Regions from separate parts of the Homo sapiens genome. Here region 2 is linked to region 1. Evidence: read pairs that join two places in POLR2A ChIA-PET (ENCODE). Cell type or tissue: PC-9. All regions are shown on one strand. Links, peaks and the distances in the headings refer to the core of each region. The heading gives the core; the rest is flanking DNA. Region 1 holds the start of LOC105379065 (a long non-coding RNA gene). Region 2 overlaps LOC101929380 (a long non-coding RNA gene).

The links. Peaks named below come from ENCODE experiments on the same cell type or tissue, not always from the same donor. Only the 100,000 strongest peaks of a DNase experiment are listed, where the experiment ranks them.
Region 2: POLR2A ChIA-PET joins it to region 1 with 8 read pairs; 3 of 35 experiments call an interaction of 5 or more read pairs at or near these places.

The regions. Positions count from the first base shown.
Region 1 is chr5:87,073,697-87,076,626 of GRCh38, forward strand. The region is part of intron 1 of MIR4280HG (MIR4280 host gene); the gene reads right to left. It overlaps LOC105379065 (a long non-coding RNA gene), which reads right to left and starts at 1,573. Exons shown (of 3, transcript XR_948540.3): 1 at 1,381-1,573; 2 at 484-625. RefSeq lists an enhancer at 1,473-1,522. In PC-9, for the core only: no CTCF peak of the experiment used is centred there; a DNase peak (open chromatin) is centred at 1,665; H3K4me3 peaks cover 608 bases; H3K27ac peaks cover 1,796 bases.
Region 2 is chr5:87,209,318-87,212,247 of GRCh38, forward strand. All of the region lies in intron 2 of LOC101929380 (a long non-coding RNA gene), which reads left to right. Among named protein-coding and RNA genes, the nearest start is that of LINC01949, 28 kb to the right of the region's middle. In PC-9, for the core only: no CTCF peak of the experiment used is centred there; a DNase peak (open chromatin) is centred at 1,634; H3K27ac peaks cover 1,236 bases.

The DNA of each region.
Region 1 (2,930 bases), core at 140-2,639:
ATGAAAATTTCTTTGGCTCAAGCCTCCACTAGAAAACCTAAGACAAGGTCAGGTGCAGTGGCTCATGCCTGTAATCCCAACACTTTGGGAGGCCGAGGCAGGCGGATCACGAGGTCAAGAGATCAAGACCATCCTGGCTAACATGGTGAAACCCTGTCTCTACTCAAAACACAAAAAATTAGCCAGGCGTGGTGGCGGGCACCTGTAGTCCCAGCTACTCAGGAGGTTGAGGCAGGAGAATTGCTTGAACCTGGGAGGTGGAGGTTGCAGTGAGCCGAGGTCGTGCCACTGCACTCCAGCCTGGGTGACAGTGCGAGACTCGGTCTCAAAAAAAAAAAAAAAAAAAAAAAAAACCTAAGACAAATCCTACTGGATAACACTGTCCTTCAACACATGCAAACCATGTGGTGACAAAGCAAAAATAAAAAAATCACTATTTGAAAGTGACCCCAATCAAGGCACCCAGACTCACTGGTTACTCACAGTTTTTTTTCTTGCCCTTCCGGTGGTGTACACTGTTTTCAGAAGGTTGACTATTCACTCTCCAATGGCATAAGCCTGTTGCATCATATCTACAGGTGTTACCCTGTAGATAACTTGTATCCGTACCTTTCAGAGATGTTAACTGTAAGGAAGAAACCTAAAAAATTCATTCTGATAGAATGACCCTCCATCAGGTCCAATTCTTTCTAAAGAAACCTCTCTTGTAGAGAGTGCTTGTGTGGAAAAGAAACAACTACATTCAGTGTATGCAGAAGTATGATCCTCCATACTTACTCTGAGCAGTCTACTTTTTCACTATTAAAGCTCCATCTGTACCTGATATTGCCTATAAGGTCACCACTATCATCTCCAAATTCAGACTTTTAGCTCGGTACAGCTCCAAATCCTCCTTAGAATAAGCAAGAGTGATTCCCTGAAGTGGCACCGTGAAACGATGTCAAAGCATTAATGTTCCTCATTAACATAAGATACTGGGGAACATTATTAAAGACAAACACATATGAACAACAAAAGGTAGTTCTCTGCCCCAGAATTTCGACTCCCTCCCTTACTCCATGCAATTTCAGCCAGTAAAGAGCTTGGCTTGCTTTTTACAAGCAGGGTCTCCCTCTATCGCCCAGGCTGGGGTGCAATGGTGCAACCATAGTTCACTGCAGCCACAAACTCCTGGGCTCAAATGATCCTCCCACCTCAGCCTCCCAAGTAGCTAGAACTACAGACACATGCCACCATGCCCAGCTAATTTTTTAAAAAAAAAACTTTTTGTAGACACAGAGTCTCACTATGTTGCCCAGGCTGGTCTCATACTCTTGGCCTCATGCAATCCTCCTGCTCAGCCTCCCAAAGCACTGGGATTATAGGTGTGAGCCACTCCACCTGGCATAGCTGGACATTTTTACTGTGCAAATACTAAATATTTGAGTCACCCCTACTACTTTCTCCTATGACCTGGACGATGCCAGCACTGAAAGGTAAGTGAGAAGTTTGAGGAAGTCACTGAAAACTCAGTAGACATTCAGGCCTTCATCTGCTTTTTCTTCCAATTGAGCTGGATCCATGGAGACAGAGTGAACAGCATTGGACAGGAAGCCAAACTTAGCTAGGTAGCACAGAGGTCTTAGATAAAGCAAACAAAGCAGGGCTTTGTGAGGTGACAAAAAGGAAATGAGCAAAGTCACACCCTAAGCCCATCCTCCAGGCAGTCCAGTGAGCAGGAAACAAAGCCACAAAACCAATGGCCCCAGTGTTGAGAATATACCGTACAGGTGGTCAAAAGGAAGTTCAAGTTAGGTTCTGCCTTTTAACCCACTTCAATGTATTCTAATTGCCTACAGTTGTACTCTAAGAAAATAAGGGAAGGGACTTCTTACTTTTAAGCTTATATTAAACATCACATATTCATATACTGAAGCTCTTTTTAAAAATAAAATGAGTCTAATCTTACAAAATGTTTTCTTATATTAACAAAGAAATCTATGAGTAATTGCTAACAGTGCTATTTATTTTAGAAACTGAAAAGAAAAAAAAAATGAAAGACAACTTAAAGATTTACATTCTGCCCAGATTCTCCTTGTCACTTAGCAAGGATAAACCCAAGCTTTCAGATGTTAAACATTTTTCCTATTCTCAAAATGCAGAGAGGCCACTGTTGATAATGAGGACCATGATGGCATTTTAAACCAGAATACTTATTGAACACCTAATAATACCTAGACAATAAGAAAATTACATCTAATCTAAACACTAAGGACAATACTATCAATGTTGAGTAGAGCAAAGAAATAGAATATTTACAAACAATTAAAAGTTAAATTATGGAATAAATATTTTTGTCATAGACATTTGGGAAAAATATTGAGTGTTTATGTGTGTGTGCATGTGTGCGTGTGTTTGTGTACAGTCATGTACTGCATAATGACATTTTAGTCAATAACAGACTACATACACAACAGTGGCCCCATAAGATTATAGATCTGAAAAATTCCTATCCCCTAGTGACCCTGTAGCTGTCAAAATGTTGTAGCACAACACATTACTCATGAGATCATCATGATGCTGGTATAAACAAACCTACTGTGCTGCCAGTCATGTAATAGCATAGCACATACAGTATGGACAGTACATAACACCTGATAATAAATGACTGTGTTATTGGTTTATATATTTACTATGCTAAACTTATCATTACTTTAGAGTGTATTTCTTCCGCTTATTAAAAAATAAGTTTAAGTGGATAACAGCCTCAGGCTGATCCTTCAGAAGGAATGCCTTCCAGAAAAACGCATTTATTTAGGAATGCTTTCCAGGAAAAGGCATTTTTGTCATAGGAGAAAAATCTATGGGTCATAACATAGGACATGACAGTTTCATGCGGGCTATTGCCCCTGAAGGCCTTCCAGGACCTTCTACATGAAGGGGTTATTGCC
Region 2 (2,930 bases), core at 306-2,805, 140 kb after region 1:
CTATGGACCATTAATAATTATGAATCAAGGAGACTAATAAGTCCTAAGAAGAGAAAGCTTTCTGTTCTATTTATTAACTATTCATGGTAATGCAAATCAACAACTGTGAATCAAATGCATTATTAGAAGTTGTTAGTTGGTTTTCATAGAGCTGAAATTATATTAGGAGCCTTAAAAGTAATTAGGTCCCAGTGTAAGAAAATGGATAATGAAGGTATTCCTATGTGGTTGATTTATTTTATAAGTAGATTTGTAATCTTTATAAAGCCATTACTAATTGTTCCACTTGCATAACATATAATTAAAAGGAAGGTTTATGGTTCCAACACTATTACAGTAGCAGAGAAAAATGTCCTACCATAAGGCTAAGAACTAGGAATTGGCTTTGATTTGAACAATGATAATTATTACAGCCAACATCTACAAATAATACAGGCTATACTTATAGCTTACTGTTACTTACATGAATTATTACAACGAACATTTTTTAAACATTGACATTGCCAAGCATCATGCATTTCATATAAATCAACTTTAATCTTTACACTAAGCACCCCCTACAGGGAAGTATTATTTTCCTATTTTACTAATGAGAAAACTGAGACTAAGGGAGGTGAAGTGACCTGACCAAGACGGTATTTAGGATGTGCATTTTGAATCTCTGTATCATTTGTCCCCCAAAACGCCAAACTTACTAATTTCTATTCAGCCTCCCAGGCTCACAGAACCAAGCCCAGAAGTCAGAGTATAAGGTCTGTAGCACAGTATATAATTCAGCTAACTGGAGCAAATAAATGACTTGAATTTTAAAAAAAAAAATTAGGATCTGAGCTAGATAGAGGTTAGCTCTTTTCTTGGCTTTCTACTTTAACTTTGCTTCACATTCATCCAAAAGAGAAATGGGACTGAAAGCACAGATAATCATAACTAAGCCCTTAGTCATTGTTATTTTATTATTAATGTACTTGGAGGAAAATAAACTTCCTAACCTTCTCTTGAATTCTCTGAGTTAGCCAAACAATCCCAGATAATCCTTTTCTATGACCAATGGGCTAAAATTTAAAAAAAAAGAAAATAATTATAATAGCAACTATAAACCAGATTTAAACCCATCGTAACTGAGTATAACAAGTCTCCCAAATTCCACTTTTCCTCATACCTACCTTAGCACACTTGCTTTGCTAGTCCAGCTATAATTGAAGAACAATTAACGTTAGCATCACATAATATATAAAAGGGAAAGAGACTACTTTTTCCACAGCCAGTGCCTTTTGGAGGTGATCCTCATACAAATTGTGTATTTTGGGTGATTTATACTTGCAATATTTTTCTTAAATATAAATAAAAGCACTCATATAGACAAATAAGCAGAAATAGTTCTCATTGAATTTTCATATTCTAGATTTTTTTAATTAAATGGTGATGAAAGGCTGGTATTTAGATTTGGCAAACAGACACCTAAAGGAAATTTTAAAATTTGGCAGCAGACTGCCATGGTATTCATTTATGATAGTAATTTTGAAATCGACAGGCCTTATTCTGTAGACAGCCTTTGATAGAGCTGTTTCAAAATGAGTGAGATTTATTTAAATCATTTCCTCCACCTCAAGAACTTGAGCTTGACAGACATGGACTAAACTAATCTAACCTGTTTTTCAATATCTGGATCTACTGGGAAGCCAGCCAACCAAGAAGAAATAAAAACTCTCTAATGTGGTAGAAACAAAATCACATATAGCATAGCTAGATGAAAAAAAAAATGTAGTTGGGAAACCCACATTGATCTCAGTCGAAAGTGGACTGAATTTGTATGAATACCTGTACCAAAAATCAATCTTTGACTAAAAATGTAGAAGAGAAAAGTACAGTTAAATATGTGAATGGAAAATGGGCTTACTTTACATTGTATAGTGAGTCTTTCAGAGGCACAACCTGACTGAATGCCAAAATTATCAGGGGGAATTTCTGGCAAATATTTTGCCATCCCATACCTGGAGGCTGTGATGGGACTGCCTCAGGATTAGGCTTGGAACATAGAGGATTCCTTTAAAAACAAAACTAAACAAAAAAACATGGAGGTATGGGGGCAGAAATAGTCCCAATAGTGCCAGTTCACCAATATAGGTGCACTCTGATTAGAAAGAACAGTAAGAAAGACAGAAGTTAGACCCACCCTAGAAACCTCAGATTGGGATGACTGTTGGGGCCTCAGAGTTCTCTGGGTAGACTGGAGAATCAAGCAGAAATTGGCTACTTAGAAGAGACCAAGGAGAAGGAAAAGTCATAAAAAGAGAGAGGGAATACACAAATAATAAATTTAGCTGACTTGATCACTGTGCCTCTGGAGAGACTCACCTGAAAATCAAAGGCACAAAATCTAATTGGCCTGAAGACATATTTCCAGCCAGTAAAATTTATCTTAATCTTACCCTCACCTTCATCTTTATTAACATTATAATTATATTCTGCAGTTTATTCCTAAAAAATATCTTAGAGATTATCTAGCTCAAACTGTTCAATTAGAGGATATGAAAACTGAAACCAGAATCATTTAGTGATGGGCCCAAGGTTAGCTAATAAGTTAGTTGCCAGAATCTCCTTCAGACAACTAGGTCAAGTTTCTTATTATTCTATGCCAATGTTTGCCAATCCTCAGTCATTTCTGTCTCCTCTTCACTTTTTGCCTCGTCTTAGTATCACCAATACTATCATCTTTTTCTGAAATTGATTCAGTTTTTACTTAATACATTTACATAAAGAAAAATAATTTTTATTATACTTTAAATTCTGGGATACATGTGCAGAACATGCAGGTTTGTTACATAGGTATACATGTGCCATGGTGGTTTGCTGCACCTGTCAACCATCTACATTAGGTATTTCTCTGAATGCTATCCCTCCCTTTGCCCCCACCCAGCAACAGGCCCTGG